Linked DNA regions of Homo sapiens: region 1 is linked to region 2. A link is an interaction called in ENCODE POLR2A ChIA-PET data of the cell type or tissue named here. Cell type or tissue: K562. All regions are shown on one strand. Each heading gives the region's core, and the rest is flanking DNA. Links, peaks and the distances in the headings are about the cores only. Region 1 overlaps LRGUK (leucine rich repeats and guanylate kinase domain containing). Region 2 has its middle 31 kb from the start of SLC35B4.

Region 1 (12,640 bases), core at 1,661-9,660, 140 kb before region 2:
GGACATGTTCCATTTGTGTCCTATCAGAGTGCCCTTTTTTCAATCCTCCCTGAGATTGGCTACTTTTAGAATCCTGCTGATTGGTGCGTTTTACAGAGCGCTGATTGGTGCATTTTACAAACCTCTTGTAAGACAGGAAAGTTCCTGATTGGTGCGTTTTACAATCCTCTTGTAAGACAGGAAAGTTCCCCAAGTCCCCACTCGACCCAGGAAGTCCAGCTGGCCTCACCTCTCATCAGCACTCCCCAGGAAGGGACCCAGAGTCCCAGCAGAGTCACCATCATGTGCCCAGCTGGTGCTTCACCTCATTGCTCCTGCTCTGAGCTGGGTCACTCTGATTTTAAGTTCTATAATTTAGATATATGTGTATAAACACATTACTCACATAAATGGGACCTCTAGAAATAAAAAACAATAGTTTTAGTATAATGAATTTTTTAAAAAATAATTGAGCTGTCAAAAGGAAGAAATTGAAATAAAAAATATTTATGATTCTGTGAAAGACAGCTTTGTCTGCGCAATTAGGAAACTGGACTGGAAATATGAAGCCTTGGTTTTCTATTCTAAATCTAACCAATAACCATTAACTTGATTCGAGAAGTAATTTTGAGCTCCCATTTCTTAAAATAAAAACCTATACATAATGTCATGGTGCACTATTAGAATCCGGCTGTCTAGAGCTGAGGTTTTTCCCAATTGGATTAGGCATCAGTACAAACAGAAATCTTATGACCAACAGCATTGTTTTTCTTAAAGTGGTAATCCTGTATCAATGCAAACAGAAAAGTATTCCCAGATATCTGAAGTAGTAATACATAACTTGATCTTTTGTAATTTTATGTTGCTAATTTATAACTAAGAGTACAAGCTGAATTTCTACTCTTAACAATGAGAGTGGAACAGAGTGATAAAAGGAAGCGCAAGGTTTATCAGTTCTGAGTACAGCATCTTTCAGCCTGGACCCAGAAATATAAACTTTCACTAATGGGTGGATTAATTGAATTTTCACTTAATGCATGTATAAAATACTAACTTTAGGTACACAGTGATTATAAACCCTGAAATCTTCAGATATCCCCTTAATTTAAAATACATATCAGCCAGGTGCGGTGGCTTACGCCTGTAATCCCAGCACTTTGGAAGCCCGAGGAGGGCAGATCACGAGGTCAGGAGGTCGAGACCATCCTGGCCAACATGGAGAAATCCCGTCTCTACTAAAAATACAAAAATTAGCTGGGCGTGGTGGTGCGTGCCTGTAATCCCGGCTACTCGGGAGGCTGAGGCAGGAGAATCGCTTGAACCAGGGAGTCAGAAGTTGCAATGAGCTAATATTGTAGCACTGCACTCCAGCCTGGTGACAGAGTGAGACTCCATCTCAAAATAAATAAATAAATACATATATATATATAATATATGTATGTGTATATATATATGTGTGTATGTGTGTGTGTGTATATATATATAGAATTGTCTTATTTTCCCTATTGTAATGTGGATAACATTTATTTCTAATACCCGAAGGCTTAAAAAGCACAAGTAAACAAAATAGTTTCTACAAAATAAGGTAAAAACTATATTCACAACTCAGTATTAAGGGATGTCTTTCCTTCCATTTGTCTCTAAACAACCTACTTCTGGGATAGTCAATGCTTCCAGCAAAGCTTTTAGAAAGCTGTACCAACTATCACCCTGAGTTCTTGCTATATAGATCATAAAATAAAATTGTATTTGCAAATCATTAATCTGACTAATGGTAGAAAGAAATGATGATGGTTATGATAAGTCAGACAGAGGAGAACTGAGCAGTTGACTAGTCCGTAAAGTTTTCCTTTATCTTTAATAAAAGGCCTGGTATGATTTGCCAAGTTATGTCAATTGTTAAATTGTAAAAGTGGGGAACACATCCTTATATATCTGATTACAGAAAACCAAGAGAGATTAAGGAGCAAAAGAAGCTTTAGCACAGGATTTCATTGTTCTTATATTTTTCCATCTTTTAAAATTAATTTTATATTTTGGTTAAAAAGCATACCTTAACATAAAATTTGCCGTTTTAACCATTGTAAGTATACAATTCAATGGTACTAATTACATTTACAATGTTGTATAACCATCATCACTACCTATTTCCAAAATTTGTCATTACCCCAAACAGAAACTCTATACCCATTAATCTATTACTCCCCTCAACTCCTGGTAACCTCGAATCTACTTTCTTTTCTCTATGAGTTTGCCTACTCTCGATATTTTCACAGTTTTATTTTTCAATTTAACCTTGTTTCTTGTCTAAGCTAGTATTTCAGTTTATAACAGTTATAAACTAGGGAGTTCCAAATGATGAACAGGACACCCCCTCAGAAACTGCACCAAGAGGGAAGCCTTTCTTTGTTCCCACCTGTCCCGCCCTCTCCCTAGAGAACACCGGTTTGATGGGATGCAAAGGGTGCGTGTCCAGACCAGGGGCTCAGTGAGAACCCAGCAGTGCAAGCTCATCCTGCGTCAGTGGAGGGGATCGGGGGCTGGGAGCCTGGTTTGCCTCTGGGGAATGGATCACTCCAAGGTCACCTCAGAGGTCTGATTTGGGTTGGAGTCGCTGAGTATCAGATCTCCCCCAAAGTGAGCTGAGACTAGCTTCTTCAAGGCTGTTCCAGTCTGGTGTGCCACCTCTGACTGCTCCACATTTCAGAGCTATGCCCTTAGGACTGGGGTAAGATGGTATTTGGGCCCCCAGAATCCGTCTAGTGAACAAGCGCTCACTGAACAAGTGCCTGCTGGATGATGGCGTCTGTGAGACTGTCCCAGAGATCAGTCACTCTGAGAACTTGCCATCAACACCAAGTTGACACCTCTGTGTAACACCAGCATTGCTAGTGGCCTCTGAGAGCCATTTTTGAAGGCAAGGTAGATGTGGAAGCCCAAGAGGAGGCCTGGGGATGTGAGTGCGGGAATAGCAGCCTGGATGGGGGTCCTCAGGAGCAGCTGTTCTGAGCCATGGTGCCTTGTGATTCTGTCCGGCCGATTCTTTCCTTCCTTCTTACATTCATCACCCATTTCCTCAGTTCCTGCCCCTTTGCCAGGTATTGGTGAACAGACATAACTCTTCACAGAGCTCACGGCTTATATAAGAGGGCTGCCGTTAAATAAGGAAACAAACAAATGGGATTTCATCTGGCTTGGATGTCCATCCTCTAGTTTCTACCATCAAAAACAGCATTGATCTCTAAGTTGGTAAAAATTTAAAGTCTCATTCACTTGGAAAATGTCTCACCACCCACAAATCTGGATGTAAATTTTGGTTCTATGAATAAGAACCAGACATAAACCTCTTATGTTTATTCATTGAAGTTTATGTTTTCAGTTGACTAAAATTGTTCTAAGTTCCACTAAATGAGAGAATTATAGACACTTAGTATCTCCAAGGAGAAGGGAAGGTTAAGTTCTCCTATATGTGTAATTTTATTCCTTTCAAGGGCCTATGTGCATCTAACAGGGGAAAGATGTTTTTCTTATTAATTTCTAAGCAGTTAGTTAACTTCTGTTTATAGTTAATTTCTTTTTATATTAAAGCAGGAGCTCCCGCTAGCAAGAAGACTGTCTCTGGGGTGCCAGCACACCTGGTTCCATCTCCCAGGTGCTTGGCGAAACTGCAAGCAGATGGCCAGATGACAGAGCATCTCTCTGGAATGCAAATTCATGCCAAGGACCTAGAAAATCAGAGCGTAACTCCTGCCCAGAACCAAGAGCTGGCTCAGGATGGAGAAACCCATCAAAAAGAGCTTTCTCCTGACAGCCATCTCAATCCTGAGCTCCCTCAACACCTCAGTTCATCAGCACTGGGTCTTCCTCAGCAGGCCCAGGACCTATCCCTAAACCCAACGGAAGAGGATGTCCAACAATCAGATCTTCCCCTAAAACAAATAGCCACTGAGACAGATGTCCCTGAGGTGGAAGCCAGTGAGGTTGGGCAGTCTCCCATCACCCCGACCCTGGTGCCTCCTGTGCACCCTTCCCCTCCCTCGTCCCGCAGCCCTCAGCCAGGCCAGGACAAGGAGTCAGGGGAGGCCCAGGTAACCCCTACTGGCCCTCCTCTGTCTGAACCTCTACAGGGACCTGGCCCCACTCCCCTCAGCCCTCAGAGAATTCAGGATGAGGAAATTGAGTCAGACAAACTTCCACCCAGCAGTTCCCACCATGATCCTCCAAAAGATTCTTCCCACACTGACTTGGTGCAGAAACTTGCTGGCGATTCTCAGCAAGCTCTGAAGGAGGAAACCTCCAAACCGGAAGCCATCCGAGTCAGTATCCCTCACCCAGAACTGCCACATCCCCAAGACTTAGCAACAGATACCAAGCAGCCCCAGGCCAGGGGAGCCCCGGGGACCTTGCTTCCTAGAAGCCGGCTGGCTCCCACTCGGCTGCCCCAGCCTCAGGTGCTGGCTCCCCTCCAGAGCAGGAGGCCCACACCCAAACTCCTATCGCCCAGCAGGGAAGAGGCTTTAGGAACAACCTCCCATCAAACCATGACGGTCTCTCCCAGGCTTCCACCAACCCGGGAAGCAGACACCAGTAAACTTCCTCCCATCAGCCCTCCGCACTCAAAACCACCACCAAATCTGAGCCCCCAGGCAGCCCACAGTCTTCAGCAAGTCCAGGAAGAGAAGGTCAGTGAGGTGAAACTCCCTCTTATCAGTCCCCCCAGCCAGGAGCAAGCAGAACCTCGCATCCTCAGTCCCGCCCAGGAGGAGGCGGCTCAGAAAGTGAGGCTCCCTCGCATTCCTGCTCCTCTTCCGGAGCCAGGGCTGCCCCAGAACTCGGGGACTCAGCCTGATCCAAGGCCTGCAAAGGAAAGGAAAGCTCCCCAAGCAGGCAGCTCCTCCAGGAGGAAGATTCCAGACATGCGGGCCTCACCCCACAACCAGGGGCCACTTCAGCAGACAGGGGCTAGGGAAAAAAAGCTCCCCAACCAGAAAGGGACGGCTAGAGGACTGGCACCTCTGGAAGAGGCACCACCTGGGAACCACCAGCCAGCCTTGCAGCTAGAACCCCACGATCAGCCAGCTCCCACCATGGTGCCCGACGATCCCAACCCCAGCCCTCCTCTTGTTTCTTGTCTAAGCTAGTATTTCAGTGTGTAACTGTTACAAATTAGGCCATCTGAGCAACCAGAGAAGCAAAGTCCATACACCAGAAATTCCTGAGCCGCCCCACGCCGAGCCATCACCTAAGACCCCCAATTACAAGAAGATTAAAAAAAACATAATTCCAGGAAAAGGACCCATACCAACCTCCCCACAAATGACCTGGCTTGGAATGTAGATGTGTCCAAACAAGGGCCATCTTGTAAGAGAGAGATTTTTGGAGGGTTATCTCAAGAAAATAAAACTCCCGTCAATGGTGATCAGCCAGCTCAGGAGGGCCAGCCCTCACCCGGGAGACCTCTCCAGAGGGAAAAGGCCCCTGCGGAGTCGCTACAGGATAGCTCGGCTCCTGTGGAGCATCCAGGGAGAAAGGGACAGGTTCATCGAAAGGGCAGGTCTCAGAGGAGAGAGATTGCTTCGCAATCCCCAGAGCAGGACAGTGAGCCCCCAACCCAGCAGCCTGTCAAAGACACACCAGCCCATCAGGGGAGAGGTCAGGCCAGAGAGAGCTCTGTCCAAAGGCACAATGCACTTGCTTCCAAGCAGCAAACCAAAGAGAAGCGAACCTGAAAACATGGGGCAGTGCCACAGGACAAAAGCCCCGCCACTCCCCAGAACCAGGTGTCTACTGTGGAGCAGGGCAGCTGGAAGGGAAGACTGCGCCCCAGGAGCAGTCAGAGCACCAAGGTTTAAGCCATCCCTGGAGCCACCAGCTCATTAAGGTCTGGGAACCCCGAGGCAGCACTGTCACAGAACGACCAGCTATGGCTGGGTCCTGTGAGTCTCCACACTGGCTTCCTCCTGAACCCATGGTCAGCGTAGGTGGAGGGGCTGTTCAGCACTGTCCAAACCTTGGATTCCTAGAAGGCAGCCAATCTGCACTCCTGTGCCTCTTCTGCTGTTGCCGTCACAGCCTGGAAGAGCAGTTGTTGCAGAGGGATGCAGCTCTATCAGCTGCTGCCACCAAATTGAGCCATTCTGGAAGGCTGGTGTCAGCAAGTAGCCTTTGTGTCCAGACACGAATCCAACCTGAGTTCCAACTCTGGCTGAAGCAGGGCCATATTGCCATTAAGTTTTCTTCTCTTCATAAGGAAAATTCGCTTCTAGACTTCTAGAAAATTCTCTCACCCCTCTTGCATTATCGAGGAGTTCCAAAGCAAAAAGAACTTTTGAGACAGGAAGACTTTGCTGTTCCTGGAGGTTCCAAACCTACAGTTAACTTGTGGGAATCTTCTGTAGGGAAGAAGACATATTTTGCATGCATGACTCTGTGATCAAATGCTTCAGATTTGTCTTGGCAATATGTTGCCTGAAACTTACTTTTGCTTGAAATGTATTTCAAAATGAATACCTTCCTTCTTTCTCTGAATAGAAATCTCATGTAAATTAGCTCATGCCTTTATTATGCCAAACCATCTGGTTGAATCAATTAAAAGAATTAATGGGGAGAACATTTAAGTGAATCAGTTGTTCGTTTATCTATTCATACCATCAGGATTCTTTCGCTGGCAAATGATAGGAGTCCACTCTAAGCCAGCTTCTGTGACTCTATTAGAAGGGAGTAGAAGATTTCATATGAACAAACTATGGGAAGGGCAGGGCTACAGCAAGTCTCAGAGAGACTGGGGGCCAGTTGTGGAACATAACCAGGACTCTAGTCATCTCCTGGACTCTGGTCTAGGACTCTCACCACTTCTCTTCTCTGTTTCTTTCTCCATGTTGGCTTCATTCTTTGGACTACAGATGACTCTATCAGTTTCTGCACATGGTGGGAAACATGGTTACCAGCAGCTCTCAAGCCCATATCTGATTTTACCTCTGGAAGCTCCCACTACTGTAAAGGGATTAATTTGAATGAATGTTCATTAATCCTAATCCAAAGAAAGTCTTGTTGGCCTAGCTTGGTTTAGGCACTTGTTCTTAAACCAATCTACTCTGGCAAGGACCAGGGTTACCTTCAGACATACCTATTGAACCTACTCCTATGTATGGACACTATACTCCACCCAAAAAGAGGATAATTGTGACTGAAACGGACAACTCAAGATGTGACTCTTAAAAAGCTGCAAGATATCTATTGAGCACTTACTGTGTACACAGCAGCATGCTAAACTGTATTTGGTATCTCATATTTAAAAATGTAACTGATGACTAAATGCCTGTGTAAATGTCTCTTACACAAAAGAGAGGTGTCTATGAAACTATGAATTTCAAATGTTATTTCAAGGGCAGTAGAGGAAACTGATATTTTAGAAATCCAGGATATAGAAATCCTCTTGCAAAATGAAGAGCTTATATAATGCCAGTAATTGCCCTCTGATTTATCTGATTTGTCCATGATGAAAATAATACAGTAATTGTAGAAAATATATCATTTGTTTATTTTTACTAAAAGTGTATTTATTTTTACTAAAAGTTCATTCATCCAACAAGCATTTATTGAGCACACGCTATGTGCCAGACAGTGATGGTTGCTAGATAAGGGGAAGTGATGAGGATACTTCAAGAAGCTTTGTCTTTTATCAAGGAAGACAGAGAGTTCATTATATTAATAACACCATGTGATTAGGGCAGCTGAAGGCCCCACAGCGTGTTAGGCTACATTTTACATCCTACAGACAGGAAAATCCATTTGTTAACTTTTCCAGATGTCATAAGAATACCAAGGAAGGACACTGAATTCGGCCTGGGATACAAACATTGGATCAGGAAACACTCCTAAGAGAAGGTCAGCCTTCAGCTTAGTCATCGCGGTTGCAGAATAGTCAGCAGACTGATGGAGAGGGGAAGTTTTCTTAGAAGAAGGAACCACGTACGCCTAAGCAGAGGCACGCGCAGGCATAGCATCTTCTAAGGACCCGAATGCCAGGAGAGATGCAGGTCTATATAGATCCAAAGTGCTTTTTGTGCTACACCGAAGAGCTTGGAAACTTGATCTTTAACAATGGGGAGCTGCTGAATTTGTATCTAAGAGGCATCTGTCTGGAGGGGATATAGAGGATGAATTTGAGGAGAGCAATACAGGAAGCAGGAGGAGTGGCAGGGAAGTTATTGCTGTAGTCCAGGAAAGAAGGTTAGGCCTGAAATAAGGCTGTGGGGGCAGGAATTGTCAAATTAGGTAAATATTTAGATTGCATGTGGGAGAGGGTAGATTGTGCAAGACAGGAAGAAAATTAAGATCATTACCCATTTTCTGTGAGGTGGGTGTGGGGCACTTTAGAGTTGTCCGTGTCTCATTTAGGTGAAGAATTTTCGAAATTTAAAATTGCTTTTAGAAATGTATAATTTTCCTCTTCGGGCGCCTGTTTCTGAGGCTCCTGAAGGCATTTGGGGTTGCATTTCCATTAGGGTACAAAAGGGAAGCGATAAGCCAAATTTTTTTTATCACTTGTTTGTGTTTCTGTTATTGCTTTGGTAGTATATGTTCCTAATGTCTCAGATTCAGTGGAACTGGACAATATTTTGTTTGTGGTCAGAGGAAAGGAGTGGAAAAGAGTATCAACAGGAGATTTTTAGTGCTATTATTGATTCTCTTGGTATAAGGGAAACCTCTGATTTTTACACATAGAATAACAATGTTTAAAAATTGCCATTTTCCATCTATATTTACAAGGTTCCTATCATTCCCATTTGATATGTTGCTCAGCAAGGTGATCTTTATAGGAACAAAAAAACATTGTGGCTTATAGTGACTACATTAGTAATACCATCTTTAGCTCCTTTAAAGAAAAGTGGCACCTAATATTCAAATCAATGGAGATAATATTGCCACTTGGCATGAAAGCCTTCCTCAAATATTTAAAGAGCTAAATCAGTTATTTCCAAAACTTCAAAAGATAATTGAACAAAGGGCATGATTGGGAAATTCACAGAAGAGGAAATAAAAATGGCCAATAGATATGTCAAAAAGTATTTAACCTCATTATAAGTTGAAACAGGATAGACTTTTTTTTTTTGTACTGAATTGGCAGATGAAAAACAACTTAATGCCTATTGTTGGCGAGGCTGTGGGTAAATGCACTTTCTATGTCTCAGGAGAGAAAGTAAATCGGCACAATTTTTCTGGGGCACAGTTTTACAATTTTCTGTCAAAGCCTTAACATTTTGTATATCTTCAGTCTAGTAATTCGAATCTGAGGATTATCATAAGGAACTCACTTATGGGCAAGGATGTTCATATCAGTGTTTTTTATGATAAAATCTAGAAATAATCTAGCTATCTAATGGGATTTTAGAAATAAGTTATGGTATAGCTATATGCTGGAATATTATGTTGTCATTATAATCATGTCATAGAAGAATATTTAATTAGAGGAAACTATTTATTGCGTAGTAAGTAGAAAGCAGGTTAAGGAGGTAGAGCCAGTATGGCTCTAGTTATTAGCTCTGGATTATGGATTATGCATAATTTTTATTTTCCCATCTATGCTTTTTAGTATTTTTTAAATTTTCTACAATGACCTATGTTTATTCAGAAAAAGTTATATAGAATTAAATTTAAACACACACACACACACACACACACACACACACACACACACTTTGAAGAGCTGTCATGAGAAAGCAACAGCCTTACATTCTATTTTGATTTGACATCATGAACTTTCTAAGAGTTAGAGGTGATTTGCAGAGGAACAGACTGGCTTGCTCCAGAAGTTAGATGCTGTGTTATGGGAATCTTATAGAAGGTCTTCATATGTTGGGTGATTTAGTTGGACTGGCTAAAATGTAAGGTTCATTTTATGATCTAAGATCCACTTACTGCAGCTGACTCCATTTGCTTGTTATGAGGAATCCTGTTTTATTAAATGTAGTGCTTAGAAAATTATATGTACTTAGTACTCCTTAGATATGTGGCTTTCAAAGTTTTATTGACCAAGATCCATAATTAGAAGTATACATGTTACAATATCATGACCCAGTAAACACATAAAACACCTGGCAAAAAAAAAAAAGTGTCATAAAACACCTTTACTATGGTGATAGACAACTCTGATATTTTCTATGGCGCTGAATTTCAATTTTTAAAATTCTGGTTGTGGCCTCCTAAATTGATTTCACAATTTTGTTTGCAACCTGCAGTTTGGAAAACCCTGCACTGAGTGCCCTAGAGGTTTGCTTTGATGCTGTCCTTACTTGGAGGCCTGTTACCAGACTTCCCCCCAGCTCTGGTTGCCTTCAAGTGAGGTTGGATGGGTTGACATCATTTATGCTGAATTCTTCTCTGGGACAAGGATCTGGTGTATTGGCAGTTATGTTCTTTGTCAATGTGGGGGCTCAGGATAAGATACATCCAAAATCTATATGTATACGTTTTATATAAAGCTTTTAAAAAAAAAAGGCACTTGAGAACAATCTTGATCAGCTTACTTCCTTGCCTTTTGCTCCATGACAAGCCCGAAAATCATCTTATTACCATAAAAAGATCCACCAAGTTCCACTTCAGATAATTGCACTATTTATATACTATGTAGCACAGTACGTCTGTAAATGAATTTAATTGCGTAGTCCAATTTGAAAGACATAATTCTAGAAATCACTTTTCTGTATTGACCAGGCATTCAGAGAAGAGGATAAGAAGGGCCTAACCATTTCTTTGTGTTGATGACAGATAAATGGTGTTAGAAGATCAAACCTCTAATCTTAAAACTGATTATGAGAGTGCAGTCATGATTTGCAAAAGCTGAAGACTTTTTATTACAGATTGTAACCTTAGAAATTCATTATTGCAAACAACACTAAAATTCAAAATAATTCTTGAAAATTCCATTTGCATTACAATCTAGCCATGTGACCTTGGGCAAGTTACAGAGTTCTAATGTATAAAATGGAGGTAATAATAGTACCTACCTCAGTATTTTTATGGGGATTAAATGAGTTAATATACTGAAAACCACCCAGAACAATATCTAGCACACAGTAAATGCTTCTATGAGTAGTGTTTGTTCGTATTAACATGAAAGCAGCAAAAAAATGTTTGCATTTTCCTGTTCATTGAAAGAGGATGATACTGTTCAAACTGGGTGGAAATATTTGGTAAATGAGATGGTCTTTGTGAAAATCCTTTTTTAAAAATTTGATAACCTTGATTTAATTAGGTAACTTAAAATTAGAATAATATTGGAAAGAAATTGCAGTTGAGCAAAATATTACAAAAATCAAGAGGTTCTTCTATGGGCATTCATAGGAGGCATTGCAGTTTGGAGAAGTGAGTAGGGAAACATCAATTCTGAGATTATTATGAATTTCCATGTGATACACACATAAAAGACCTGTAGTAACATCTGGCACATAGTACATGCTCAATAAATGCTATCTGTTATTTTTACTATGATTTCATTATTGATAAAATCAAGATCATTTATATTCTGGGTTTCAGATTGGTTAGATAGGAAATGCTGTCAAGTCACTTGTCCAGATAGTAGATATTTTCTTTTCTTTTTGTGGCTCAATTGAGACAAAGACCAGCTTCTACAATTACCAGATCTATATACCCTCAGTGTCCTAGGATAAAAATAGAAAAGCAAAGTGAAGAAAGACAGAGAATGTTTTTGCTGGAGAAAGTGACCAATGAAGTAACATCTTTGAAAAGGTTATTCTTGAAGGATAAGCCCTTAGCAAGCAAAGATCATGCTTAGGGTGTGGGATTGGGTGGCAATCCCATCAGAAATACAGTTATTTGAACATGTTAGTTGAAGGAAAGGAAATCTTTAGCGTATATTGAAGCTTCCTGCCAATCATTGCTACCTCTTTTCTTTCCCAAAATCTGCTATATTAATACAGATCATATATAGCAAGTTTCCACTCTTGAAATTTACCTGTTCTATGTGTTTTATCTTCTTTAAAGTGTCAAGTAACTACTTCATTAAATACTCATCCTTTTTTTTTTTTTTTTCGGAATTCTGGGCCTTATTGCTCTATGTTTTAATTGGAACATTCTTGATGCAAGGCCCAAATATTGACCCATTAGTTCACCTCCACTGAAGACATTACAATGTATGAAGTTTACTGGAAAAGAACGTTTTTGTACTTTATTTGCTCTTATGAATGTAAATGTGTATGTTTTCCTTTTTCTTGATATAGAAATTGTTTTTGTTTAAATAACTAATTATTCCTTTGATTAGACACTCAAGAATATAGCACTTCACTGTTAGTATAGTTTAATAAATGTATTCACTTTCCCATATATAACATGACTATTTACAACATTATTACTGTATTTCCTTGGACTTATGTGATAACTTTCTACTCTAAAAGTTTATTTTGCTATGGAAATTATCATGGATACTATGCAAAATTATTATTTTTCTAGTTGATATTATTCTTTTCTTAGAAGCACAGATAGACAAGACTTTTAAGATGTAATTCTGTCCTAGAAAAATAGCTTATTTTGCCACCTTTAGTTTTGAGATAGCACTTCTTAATGAACTAAACTTTTGTCTTAATTTTCCACTACAAATTATCTATCATATTAAAAGTATTTAAAATTCAATAGCAGATTA
Region 2 (12,640 bases), core at 2,790-10,789:
ATACAGGGCTGATAATGTGTTTTCTGACCTAAGTTTCCAGTGATTGTCTTTAACTTAATACTTGCTGAGGCATCAGGAGGATTCAGAGGTTTCCCTCTCTAGTTCCTTTATTGGCTAGTATCAGCATCATTTTAATTTTTGTCATTAATACTGAGTCAACAATATGCCAGGTAGCAATATGGGGACCTGGAGGAGGTAGTCATAGTTCTTGGCTGGAGTCCTCAGGAGAGAGTTTTAGCAGGAGATTTGAGAAGCTGGATCACTCTCAACGACTATTGTTGTCCTAGGAAATGAGGTTGTGATGTGCTAGTTACTGTATGAGGAGCCTTTGAAACCAGTTTTTTTATCAGCAGGGAGATGGGGGTTGATTCTCTGGCCAAGGGGAATCCAGGATGAACCAGCCACAAGGAAAAAAACCTCCAGAGACATCGTGAGGCCAGCACGATGGAGAGAACATTTGGGGCTGACTTTTCCTCTCCCATTGTATTAGTCCATTTTCACGGTGCTCATAAAGATATACCTGAGACTGGGTAATTTATAAAGGAAAGAGGTTTAATGGACTCACAGTTCCACATGGCAGAGGAGACCTCACAATCATGGCAGAAAGCAAAGGAGAAGCAAAGTCACGTCTTACATGGAGGCAGGCAAGAGAGATTGTGCAGAGGAACTCCCATTTATAAAACCATCAGATCTCATGAGACTTATTCACTACCATGAGAACAGTATGGGGGAAACCGCACCCATGATTAGGTTATCTCCACCTGGCCCCACCCTTGATACATGGGGATTATTACAGTTCAAGTTGAGATTTGGTTGGGGACACAACCAAACCATATCACCCATAAAGAACACTGCGTTGCATATTAGAGAGTGGATGCTTTGCTTTGTTTTTGCAGGTGGCTTTACTCTGTGCAACAGCTCAGTGAGTAAGGCCAGCCTTCTTAGTCCTACTTCTATGAATTGCAGAAGAAATGATAAAAGAACAAAGATTCTGGAGGCCATTGGCTTCCCTCAATTTACAATAATTCCTTCTCTTTGAGACCAGCCCCCTTATCTCCTTATAGATCCAGATGCCATTTGAGAAGGTCAAATTAGAAATACAAGAAGAAAAAAAGGCAGGTGCCAGTTAAGAAGTCCCTTTCTTCAAAGAAAACTCACCTATGCAGACTTCCCAGTGTAAATCGGTAATGATTAAGTCTCCCTTCTTCTTTCTTCTTAATCAAAGATTTTTTTCTTTCTTTTTAGTCCTTCACCTGGCAGTGAGGAGAGTTCATTAACTTGGTGAACAAAGGGAACACATTTGAGCAACGTGCTTTAGAAGGGAGGGAGTAATGTTCATTTGCTGTGATTCTACATTTTGTGAAAACAGTTGTACAGATAGCTGTATTTTGGCTTCTGAAATGGTGAATGACAGCATTTGAATGCACCATTGTTCAGTATAATTTTAGGGCATTGTGCCTGCCTCAGTGAATGGTCTTAAACTGCTCTGAGCCTGTGCAGAAGTGAGACTGGGGCCACCATAATCTCCAAAAGAGTTTCCTCCTCCATTTGCAGCAAAATTATATTTGACATGTACACCAGATGTCACAGTCATTTGTCCATTCTGAACATGCCCAGGAAATAATGCCAGAGACTGAAAATAGCAGAGTGTGTGCAGTTTTTTGAGCAAAGGGTGGATTAATGATTTTAATTAAGTTGGGTTTGCATGATTTTTTTCTGTGAAAATGATTTTTTAAAATTTTATTATAGTTTTAATTCACAAGAAATAATGGTATATATCATGGCTACAATGTGACGTTTTGGTATATGTTTACATTGTGGAATGATTAAATCAAGCTAATTAACATATCTATCACCTCACATATATGTCAATTGAAAATGATTTGCAGGGTCTCTCTATTAAACCTTAATTTAGGAATGTGTAGAGTTTGTCTATAAGATACATGAGGTTTTAATTTTAATGTAAAACCCTGAAGATGGGAAAGATTATGTAGAATTATGGGAAAAGTAGATATTTTGGAATCAGATGGATCTTCCTTTAAATTCTGACTCTGCTTCTTCTTCTTAGCTGTTGAGATCTATGCAAGTTGTTTTTAAAAACTTCAGCTTCAGTTTCTTCATCCATAAAAAGAGAATAATAACACCTACTTAATTCAGCATTAGAGAATTCAGTAAAATGACAGATGTAAGCCTCCTGGCATTTGGAATGCACTCAACTGACTTCAGTCTCCTTCCACCCACGCTCTGTCCACTTTAAAGTGTATCCGATGAACACACAGCCAAGGTTTATGCAGGAGGCCCTGTTTGATGTACCCAAGAGCTGTTGCTGTCTGTACCTCCAGAAACCCCTTCTCACAAGGGCCAGACAAACCGATAGTCATGCGAGCCTTTTGTAGACTCCACGGGAGGTCTTGGGCAGCTGCGCATTGCATGCCAGCTTTATTTTTTATTTTTATTTAATTTTTTTATTTTTCTGAGACAGAGTCTTACTCTGTCACCCAGGCTGGAGTGCAGTGGTGCAATCTCAGCTCACTGCAATCTCTGCCTCCTGGGCTCAAGCGATTCTCCTGTCTCAGCCTCCTGAGTAGTTGGGATTACAGGCACCCGCCATCATGCCCAGCTAATTTTTGTATTTTTAGTAGAGATGGGGTTTCACCACATTGGCCAGGCTGGTCTCGAATTCCTGACCTCAGGTGATCTGCCTGCTTCGGCCTCCCAAAGTGCTGGGATTACAGGAGTGAGCCACCACACCTGGCCACCAGCTTCATTTTGAATTCCGGTCTTTTCATGCTTTGTTCCTCTTCAGAGATGTGGTGTGACTCCGGGAAAGTCAGCCTGGCCTGAGAGTGCATTTTTGCATTTTCTGCCTGGGCAGGGGATGTGTGCCTCCTTCTGTGTTTTCAGCTAGAGGAAGGTGCAGGGTGATTCACTACATTCTTGGAACTGCAGAACTACTGCAGAAAGCCCTGCTCTCACATTGATGGTGAAAAGGAACCGTAGACTTTGTAGACCACTGAAATGTGTGCAATTAGCGTCCCAGCTTTCCTTCCAGGGCCAGTATACTGAGCAGTTATGCCCTCCCTGCTTTGGAAGGACAAGCGCTTGTTATCTCTTGCAAATAAGGGGGAAACCTTCCACTTCCACGTTCTTCTGCTTCCTTCTCCATCCTTTCAGATTCTCCCATGGATTTTCCTTTTGAACTCAAGGTTTTGTTTTTATTTTTTAACACAAGTGGGAAAAATCACTTCCCTCAAGTGAATAGCCTCCACAATCCTTAGAAATACTGATAAATGCCCTGCATGGTTTTAAAACAACTCAGGACACTGCTTCTGTAGAAGGCTTCTTGGTTTCAGGAAGGTGGGATGGGTGTGCTGGAGGTGGTTTGGGAGTGAGGAGAAGAGTGGGAGAGTCAGGTGAGGAGTTGGAGGAGGACTTATGAAAAGTAGAGAGGTGGGGTCATTGCATGAGGTGTGGGATTTGCGGGAGGGAGAGGAGTAAAGAGAATGGTTGGGGAGCCCTGCTTGCTCTTAATTGTAGAATGCAATCTCTTCACCTCCTTACGGCACATTCAGACAAGACATTTGTTCCAAAGCTTTCTGTGGGAGAAACTGTTTTTTTTTTAATACAGCCATGCACTGAGACATACCTTAAATAAAATAGCCCAGCTAAATTCAGGTGCTGGGAGTAGTCATTATTCATTTAATACATTGGACACTGGTGGAACACTTCGCTTTCATTTGCTCACTTAAACTTTGCAACAGTCTTGCATTTCTCTCCATTTCAGAGAGGAAGAAAGCAAGGCTTAGCGGGGGCTTGGTAATGTGTAAAATCCCTGGCTGTGCAGTGGCGAAGCTGGTGGTGGGTAAAAGCCCGGGTCTGTCTGGCTCCAGAGTCCAGGCTGTTGCTCATCTTCCCGAAACCCTCTTCCTCCTTTGTTATGGAGCATGCTGTGTCTTTGGACAGCAGCTGTCCTTACTGCTATGCCACCAACTCTGTGCTCTGGCTTTGGGAGTCTCCCTAGCACCTCCCAAGCACCGAGCTTTCACATAGTGGGTGCTTGGTAATGTTTGTAGAGCAAGTGAGTTCCCTGAGTAGCACACATCACATGAAGCCACACGATGCACCTGTGCTAAGCACAGGCTTTTAAATTCAGGAGGCTGCATAAGAGCATGCTGCTGGGTTCACAGTTACTCTCTCAAGTGAACAATTCATGGATTAATTATTTCTCAGGAGACTTTCACTGCCTCGGAGAAGTGCCCATTCCCTCAAAACTTGGCAAGATGAGCATAAGCAAAGAAAATCAGCAAATCTGAGACATGGTCAAGTGCGGAAACAGATGCATAATTTTTATTCAGGGGCAGCAGTAAAAGGACATCAGGTTCTTAGATTTAATATATACCCCGAGGTATGCTTCAGATATCTTTCTGATGGATTTACAAGAAGTCCACCTCACCCCATCAATAAAGTCAGGACAAAGAGAACACAGAGTGGGAAGGATGGGTGCGGTCCATCACGACACAGCTTCTCTCATGCTCCTGAAATCAGAGGGCAGAGTTGGGGAGAGATGAACTGTAGAAACTCAGCACTGGAAGGAGTTTTGAAAAGTCATCTAATCTGTCCCCCTAAATCATCTGAGGCAGGTTCATTTTTATTTTGAAAGGCCCCCAGGGAAAGACACTCGGCAACCTCTTTTTTTGGTAGAGGCATTGCAGGGTTAACAACTCTCACACGTCAGAAGGTGAATCCCCCTAATTCATCACCTGCCACAGCAAACACAAGCTGATGGAGTCTATCTATTTACTGAGGATTTATGTCTTCCATCCACTTTAAAGTGTATCCAATGAGGATACACTACCTGCTTCCAAAATGGCTGTGAGGCAATCTGCTGTTGGAGTGGGCTCAGAATTTAGAGAAAAGAGAATGCAAAAAAGAAAAAAAATTAACAAAAACAAAAAACTGAGTGGTGTGAAATATGCTGCCCTAAAGAAAGATAAAGGATGGCCTCAGGTTGTGAAACTCTGGGCTGCACTGGTTATACTGGAATGAGGTAAGTAGCAGAGAGTAGAGAGACTGAGAGGTTGTGGCTGGCGCACCATAAATGAACCGCTGTGAGGTTGCTTTGCAACAGTCTAGACATAGAGAAAAAAACTGGTGATAGGTAAATTCTGACACAATAGAACATTTGAAGAAGGACTGGTAGTGCCTTATTTTGTAATCTGTGCCACAGAGAGTCATTAAGGAATATGTGAATCTATGTGGGGAAGCTCTTGTGAAATCTACCATCATTACCAAGCTCAATGAATAAATGATATAGATATGGCAGATGGTAGCAAGAGAAGGGACCTACCCAGGAAAGGAGAACTTATGGTTCTAGTGGAGGCAGAGGTTAGACAGGAAGTCAGCCATGAGCAAGGATGCTGGGTGAGCCAGGGTGAGGCGTGTGCTGCAAGAAAAAAAGTGCTCACTCTGAAGGATAGCACAACAGATTTGTCTTTTGAGAAAATAGTCTCATCAGTCTTTGTGACGGTACTACACTGACCTTTAAGGCATCACTACATAAGAGTTTTTCATGCTGACAGGCTGAAAGAAAATGCAAATGTTGAAAAGAAACTGAGTTAACTGGGGGAAAGTCGTCTTAAATGGGTTAGAGGCAATCTAGACTGAGGAAACACAGTGCAGGTAATTTGGAAGGCTAGAAATATTCCTTCTCTTCATTAAAAGGCAGATTGTTTCAATCATAGTGTTACTATTATTGCTATTATTATGAGTACTAACTCAACATAATTAAAGTGGGATGTGAGGTGCTTTACCAAGACCAAATACCAGAATGCATATTCTTATACATACGTGAAGCACATCCTGCACAATTTCTTCAGGGCCGGAAAACAAAAACCAGAAGAGAAGGGAAAGGAAAAGGAAACGTGGAAGGCAAGAAGACTGAGGGCTCCTCCTTGTGCATTCTTGTGTGTCCTGCAGCTTAGTGGGAAGTCTGGGACATGGATGGGTGGATGGATGGATGGACGGATGGATGGATGGACGGATGGATGGGAGGATGGGTGGATAGATGGATGGATACATGGATGGATGGGTGGGTGGATGGATGGATGGATGGGTGGATAGGTGGGTGAGTAGATAGGTGGATGTTTATAGTAAAATGTCTACCTGGAATAGTTATAAAACATGAAGGAGTTGGAAGGAAAATAGAAATAGTGCCATCATTAGCTATGTCTAATTGACACCTTCTGGGACAGTGACCAATGCACACCTCTACATGCAGGCCTTGGGTCAGTGTTGGTTTAAGCAGCTAAATCTCTCAGTGGCTTTGCCCAGCTGCCTACTCCATCTCTGTACTTGCTATGAGACAGCCTGCTTGCCCATTTTCCTTATTCCTCTCCAGCTAGTCTCTCTCAGAGTTCATGGTTGATTTTCCTCTACCTCAGCAATCAATGTGGGAGTCTCCAGCTCAATCCTAGTCTCTGTTCCCATTTCACTCTACACTTCTCCCATGATTTAAAAAAAAACTCTATTTATCTTGATGGCCCTCAACTTTATCATTCTCAGCTAGACCATGCTAGATTCCTTTTTTTTTTTTTTTTTTTTTTTTTTTGAGAGAGAGTCTGCCTGTATCATTCAGGCTGGAGTGCAGTGACACAATCTCGGCTCACTGTAACCTCCACCTCCCAGGTTCAAGCGATTCTCCTGCCTCAGCCTCCTGAGTAGCTGGGATTACAGGCACCTGCCACCACACTTGGCTAATTTTTGTTTTTTCAGTAGAGACGGGGTATTGGCCAGGCTGGTCTCAAACTCCTGACAACAGGTGATCCACCCACCTTGGCCTCCCAAAGTGCTGGGATTACAGACATGAGCCACCGCGCCTGGCCTGGAGTGCTAGATTCTTATATACAATTACCTGGTCTTCTATACTACTTTGATGTCTCAGAGGCAGCTGAAGCCTAATGTGTCCTGCCGCATCTGCATCCACTCCAGGGTTTCCCATCTCAGTGCTGGCACCTGCATCCACCCAGTTGCTCAGGGCCGAAACCTGGGGAACTGTGAACCTCAGATGACCATGAATTGGCCACTGCCATGACCTGTAGCCCTGGACTAAGAAGCCAGCATAGTTTCTCCTCTGTACTCCTGAAATGGGCTCAGAACTGGTCTCCCTGCCTCCATGGTTGTTTCCCAGTTATATTGGTTCACACTGTAGGCAGAATGATCCTTTAAAACAAACAAAATAATGCACCTGCTTAAAATCCTTTCATGGCTTCCCATGGCGCTTTCAACAAAATCCCAAACCCTTAACCTGGCCTACGAGACCCAACATCTCTGGCCCTGGAGAACCTCTCCAGCTCATCCCAGTTCACCTTCTGCTCCATTTACCACACTCTGGCCACATGGGCATGTAATGTTATTAAGTAAGCTCAGCTCTTCTCCACTGCAGGGCTTTGGTCCTGTGGTTCCCTGGCCCAGAATGTTATTTTTCCTTCTCATTGAATGGCTAATTCCTATTTTTTTTTTTTTACATTTGGCTTAAATGTCACGCCCTGAGGACTGCAATTCCTGGCACCCCCAATCTACATAATCACATCCCAGATGTCCGCCATCACACCATCATTCTGTGGTTCTGTCCTGTAGCCATCTGTATTTTTGCATACTACCTCCTCTTACATTGTGTTTATCTATGTATGTGCCTATTTCTGGTGGTGTGTTTTTCTCTCTACTAAATTATTCCATGAAGACAGAAGGTGTGTTGTTTTTCTTTTACACTGTTGGTGGGACTGTAAACTAGTTCAACCATTGTGGAAGTCAGTGTGGCGATTCCTCAGAGATCTAGAACTAGAAATACCATTTGACCCAGCCATCCCATTACTGGGTATATAACCAAAGGATTATAAATCATGCTGCTATAAAGACACATGCACACGTATGTTTATTGCGGCACTATTCACAATAGCAGAGACTTGGAACCAACACAAATGTCCAACAATGATAGACTGGATTAAGAAAATGTGGCACGTATACACCATGGAATACTATGCAGCCATAAAAAATATTGAGTTCATGTCCTTTTTAGGGACATGGATGAAGCTGGAAACCATCATTCTCAGCAAACTATCGCAAGGACAAAAAAACCAAACACCACATGTTCTCACTCATAGGTGGGAATTGAACAATGAGAACACATGGACACAGGAAGGGGAACATCACACACCGGGGCGTGTTGTGGGGTGGGGGGAGGGGGCAGGTATAGCATTAGGAGATATACCTAATGTTAAAAGACTAGTTGATGGGTGCAGCACACCAACATGGCACATGTATACATATGTAACAAACCTGCACATTGTGCACATGTACCCTAAAACTTAAAGTATAATAAAAAAAAATTCACACCCCCCCAAAAAAAAGGTGTGTTGTTTTTGTTTACAAGCTTCTGTCTTCTAGGAATCTGGGATTGAGAATCAGAATGAATCAGCCTCAGCCAATCACAGCGCCATGGAAGACAAGTCCACGTGGAGCTCTGGGAATGAGTTTCCTGCATGACAGGAAGACGTGGAGAAAGCAAGCTGAGAAACCCACGTGGAAAGAGACACAGATCCAGAAATGGAGAGACAGAGCGAGAGGCACACACCTAGATGGAGACTCAGAGAGAGGCAGACATTCTCCTGCCTGCCTTGGGATTTTTCCTTATGAGGTCTCAGGATGCTCACACAAATCCCCTTTTAGCCTGGGCTAGGCTGAGGGCATTTCCATTACCTGAAATGGAAATCCGTCATTGGCCTGGTTGGAGACAGAGACAGACAATGGGAAGAAAGGCACTCTAGCAATTAAGCAAAGAATATACACCTTGAATCAATGCTTGGAACTGACCCAGTGGCAAATTTCAGGAGCTGGGCCATGAATCTTCCCCATGACTTCATTTGCCTGTTACCTGTATTTGGCTTTGGAAGGCACTTCCCTGGTCTAAGGTCTCTTGAACCATCTTCATGTTGGATTGTGGCTGTGGGTCAGAGCAAGGCCAAGGCTCTGACTGGCTCAGACACCTGTCATTTAACAGCAGAGTTAAATATAAGCCCTGGAACATGCTTTCTGTCTTTGCAGCTGCAGCACATGCAGAAACTGTCCAGGGCAATGATGAATTTCAAGTTTCTTCCTTTGAAGGACAGGGCCCGGCTAATGTGACACATCCTTCCTGAAAATGATGTGTTTCTAGGTTTCTGGCTTAAGGGTATGTGATTTCTGAAGGGTAAACATGGCCTTAAAAGGGGAAAATTTGTTCTGCTTAACTATGCAGAGAATTCCCAGTAGTTTCTTTAATTTGGTTTTCTGAATAGGGCACATTTGCATTCACTGACTTGTGGCTTTTTAGACTAGCAAATGCATCTCTCTCTTCTCTGTGTTTTATTAAATGATTAGGTGGTCTCCAAGCTACACTAACATTAGCCAGTACCCTTGAGATTTGGAGGCAAGTCCATCTAGCCAGTTTGTTTCTTTTTCTTTATATTTTCCCTCCCACATCTTTTTTCATTTTAAATCCTTTCTGTCAAGTAAGGACTGGGGCTCACAAATGTGTGTGTGCACATGTGTGTGCATACAACATGCAATGCAACAGGGTGGGAATAGGAGAGGAGAAAGGAAAAGTATATTAAATCTTGCTTAGGATAAAAAGATTGCCTTGGTCTCCAGCTCAAATTAGGAAAAGGGAAGGCGGTGGATGTTTTTGTTATTTTACAACTTAATTTTTTATTCTTAGCACATCACATAATACCCGGTGTTAGTGACACATGTGACCAAATGGCTGCTCCCCCATCAATGAGGACAGGCAGTTCTGAGCAGGGAGTCTGTCATTGCCATGGTCACGTGGCCCATGGACCCCCCCGCCCCTGGATGAGTGAGGCTGAGACGGGTGCTGCTGGGGAATTCCCATTCAGACTGCTCAAGCGAGTGAACACAGGACAGGGAAATTCTCCATACTCCAGCAGCAAGCCAGGATATTTAGGTTCACCTAAAACACCCTCTGTGTTTGGACATTTTGTTTGTTTCAATAATTTCCAACTATAAATACGGCAGGCCAGGAATCGTTGGTTGGGAATGAATTGTAAGTAAAGGGTTGAAGCTGCCTCCAAAGAACTCTGAAATTTGACAGAATTTCCTAAAAATGCAATAAAGGTTACAAAATAACCCCACAATGGGCTAAAATTGTGAATGAGCAAGACAATAATTTTCAATCAAATGACATTTGCATCCACATTGTCCTTTTGATCCATTTAGGTCATTTTCTTAGAGGTAGAAATCCTGGCTTTGAGACACAATTTTCCCACCCAGCTTGGGCAAGTTGCAACATTTCTAAGCCTCCTTTTTCTGAAATATCTACTTCACCTGGTTGGTAGAAGCATTTGATGATACAATACATATGAAAGTGTTTCACAAACTGTGAACCATGAAGATATTATTATTTCTCCTCCAAGCTACTAGGAACTATTTTCAGCAATGGCTCACGCCTGTAATCCCTACAGTTTAGGAGGCTGAGGTGGGCAGATCACCTGAGGTCAGGAGTTTGAGACCAGCCTGGCCAACATGGTGAAACCCCATCTTTACTAAAAAAATACAAAATTAGCCAGGCTAATTTTCTAGTGGTGGCAGAGGTTAGGAGGAAGGCAGCCATGAGCAAGGATGCTGGGTGAGCCAGGGTGGGGTATGTGCTGCAAGAAAAAAAAGGCTCACTCAGAAGGACAGCACAACAGAGTGGTGGTGCGTGCCTGTAATCCCAGCTACTCGGGAGGCTGAGGCAGGAGAATTGCTTGAACCTGGGAGGTGGAGGTTGCAGTGAGCTGAGATCATGCCACTGCACTCCAGCCTAGATGACAGAGCGAGACTCTGTCTCAAAAAACAAAAACAAAAAACAATGAACAATAGATAATGGTCTAAATAGCAGCAATAAGGTTTGCTAAGCAAATTATGCTACATCCATAGGATAGAATTATCTGCAGGCATTAAAAAAGACAGCAACGTTTATCTATTGACATGGACAGTTCATCCAAGTACATTATAAAGTAAAAAAGTAAATTATAAATATATAATATATATTATATAAGTATAATACATTAAGTTAAAAAGTTGATCTAAATACATTAAGTAAAAAGTATATTTTTCTAAAATAAAACAATGTTAATTAACATTTGTATTGAAAGATGTCTGAAACAATTCATATAAAAATGTGCTCTTTTCTAGAATAATGTGTATCACTAATGAAATACATATTATATATATTTTACATAACATTATATGTGTGTGTATATATACGTAATGTATATATACGTAATATATATACGTAATGTATATAAATGTGGAGAGTGTGGTTTGGAATTTAGATGCACTCATTGTTTAAAAAAGAATGTAATTTTCTCTGCCTTAGAAAACTTGGTGGTCACAGAAGGATAGGAGGATACTGGCAGCTTGGAAGGCTGAAGGAAGAGGCTTCATGGGAGAAAGAGACCTAAGGAATCTCTAGTCCCTAGGTACCTGGAAATCCATACACATCCCCCTGACCAACCAAAGTCCCAGTTAGGAAAACATGGATATTGCCTACAATATGCGCCCCTAAACCCCTGCCCCCAGCGCCTTCTCCCTCTGCCCGGACCACAGACCGTTCCAGGTGTCCCAGAGCCACTTGGGACCATGTGAACTCAATGAACAAGTGAGCAGGTTCTTCTTGTGGGTTTCAAATGAATGTATGGCAGGACCATCTTCAGACCTGTTGAGACCTGTTGAAAATCTCAACATCCTGCTAAGTTATACTGCCAGGAAAGAGACTGGCCCAACTGGATGGCTGTGGCCCCTTCGGTAGAACTTTCTGTCACTCGTTTCAGGCTTGGCATGAAGCACAGCTGCAATGTTTTGCCACTTTTCCTTGAACTTTGTTACCTTTTCGTTTAATGATTGCCAACCTCATGGGCACTCCACTGTGCATGGAGTCGGGTATGGAGGAGTGAGGTGGGTGCAAAAATAAGTCAAAATATCTCTATCCTCAAGGGCTTTATGGTCTAGCAGAGGAGGTGAATATATAAGCAACAAATTATGAGTCAAGACAAGATGAAAAAAATGCTAAATGGGCTCTGAATCTGAAATGACACAGAGCAGGATCTTTGATCTCAATCTCCTGACTAAATCCAGAAATACACCAGTCCCTCCATAACGACTCAATACTTATGTCAGTAGTTTGAGAAAGGAGTTTAAAATATCAGCTGATGAAGAGACTCTTCATGTTTAACTCCCTGCAAATATTTTTCTGAACAGATATGACTATTTTCTAGTATATGTAATCAATACTGTTTTCAAATAGCTTCTGTGAAATTTGCTAGAAAGATTCACCTAGAATGGTCCTAGCCCCTTCCTATCAGAGCTTGGGGAGCTCCTCTCCCTGCCCTCCACAGGATAGCCCTGGAGGGGATCTTAGGTTGAGCTTCTTGAAAATCGGTCATTTTTATGTAAAGAATTGGTGTGAACAGAGGCTGAGGCAGAAGAATCACTTGAACCTGGGAAGCAGAGGTTGCAGTGAGCTGAGATCGTGCCACTGCACTCCAGCCTGGGCCATAGAGTGCGACTCCGTCTCAAAAAAAAAAAAAAAAAAAAAAAGAATTGG

Evidence for each region. Peaks named below come from ENCODE experiments on the same cell type or tissue, not always from the same donor. Only the 100,000 strongest peaks of a DNase experiment are listed, where the experiment ranks them.
Region 1: POLR2A ChIA-PET joins it to region 2 with 7 read pairs; 2 of 35 experiments call an interaction of 5 or more read pairs at or near these places.

Annotation. Positions count from the first base shown.
Region 1 is chr7:134,205,137-134,217,776 of GRCh38, forward strand. The region is part of intron 15 of LRGUK (leucine rich repeats and guanylate kinase domain containing); the gene reads left to right. Among named protein-coding and RNA genes, the nearest start is that of LRGUK, 84 kb to the left of the region's middle. In K562, for the core only: no CTCF peak of the experiment used is centred there; DNase peaks (open chromatin) are centred at 4,675, 5,787, 6,850, 7,905 and 1 weaker place; H3K4me3 peaks cover 322 bases.
Region 2 is chr7:134,341,751-134,354,390 of GRCh38, forward strand. No RefSeq gene overlaps it. Among named protein-coding and RNA genes, the nearest start is that of SLC35B4, 31 kb to the left of the region's middle. In K562, for the core only: a CTCF peak has its summit at 5,953; no DNase peak of the experiment used is centred there; H3K27me3 peaks cover 3,051 bases.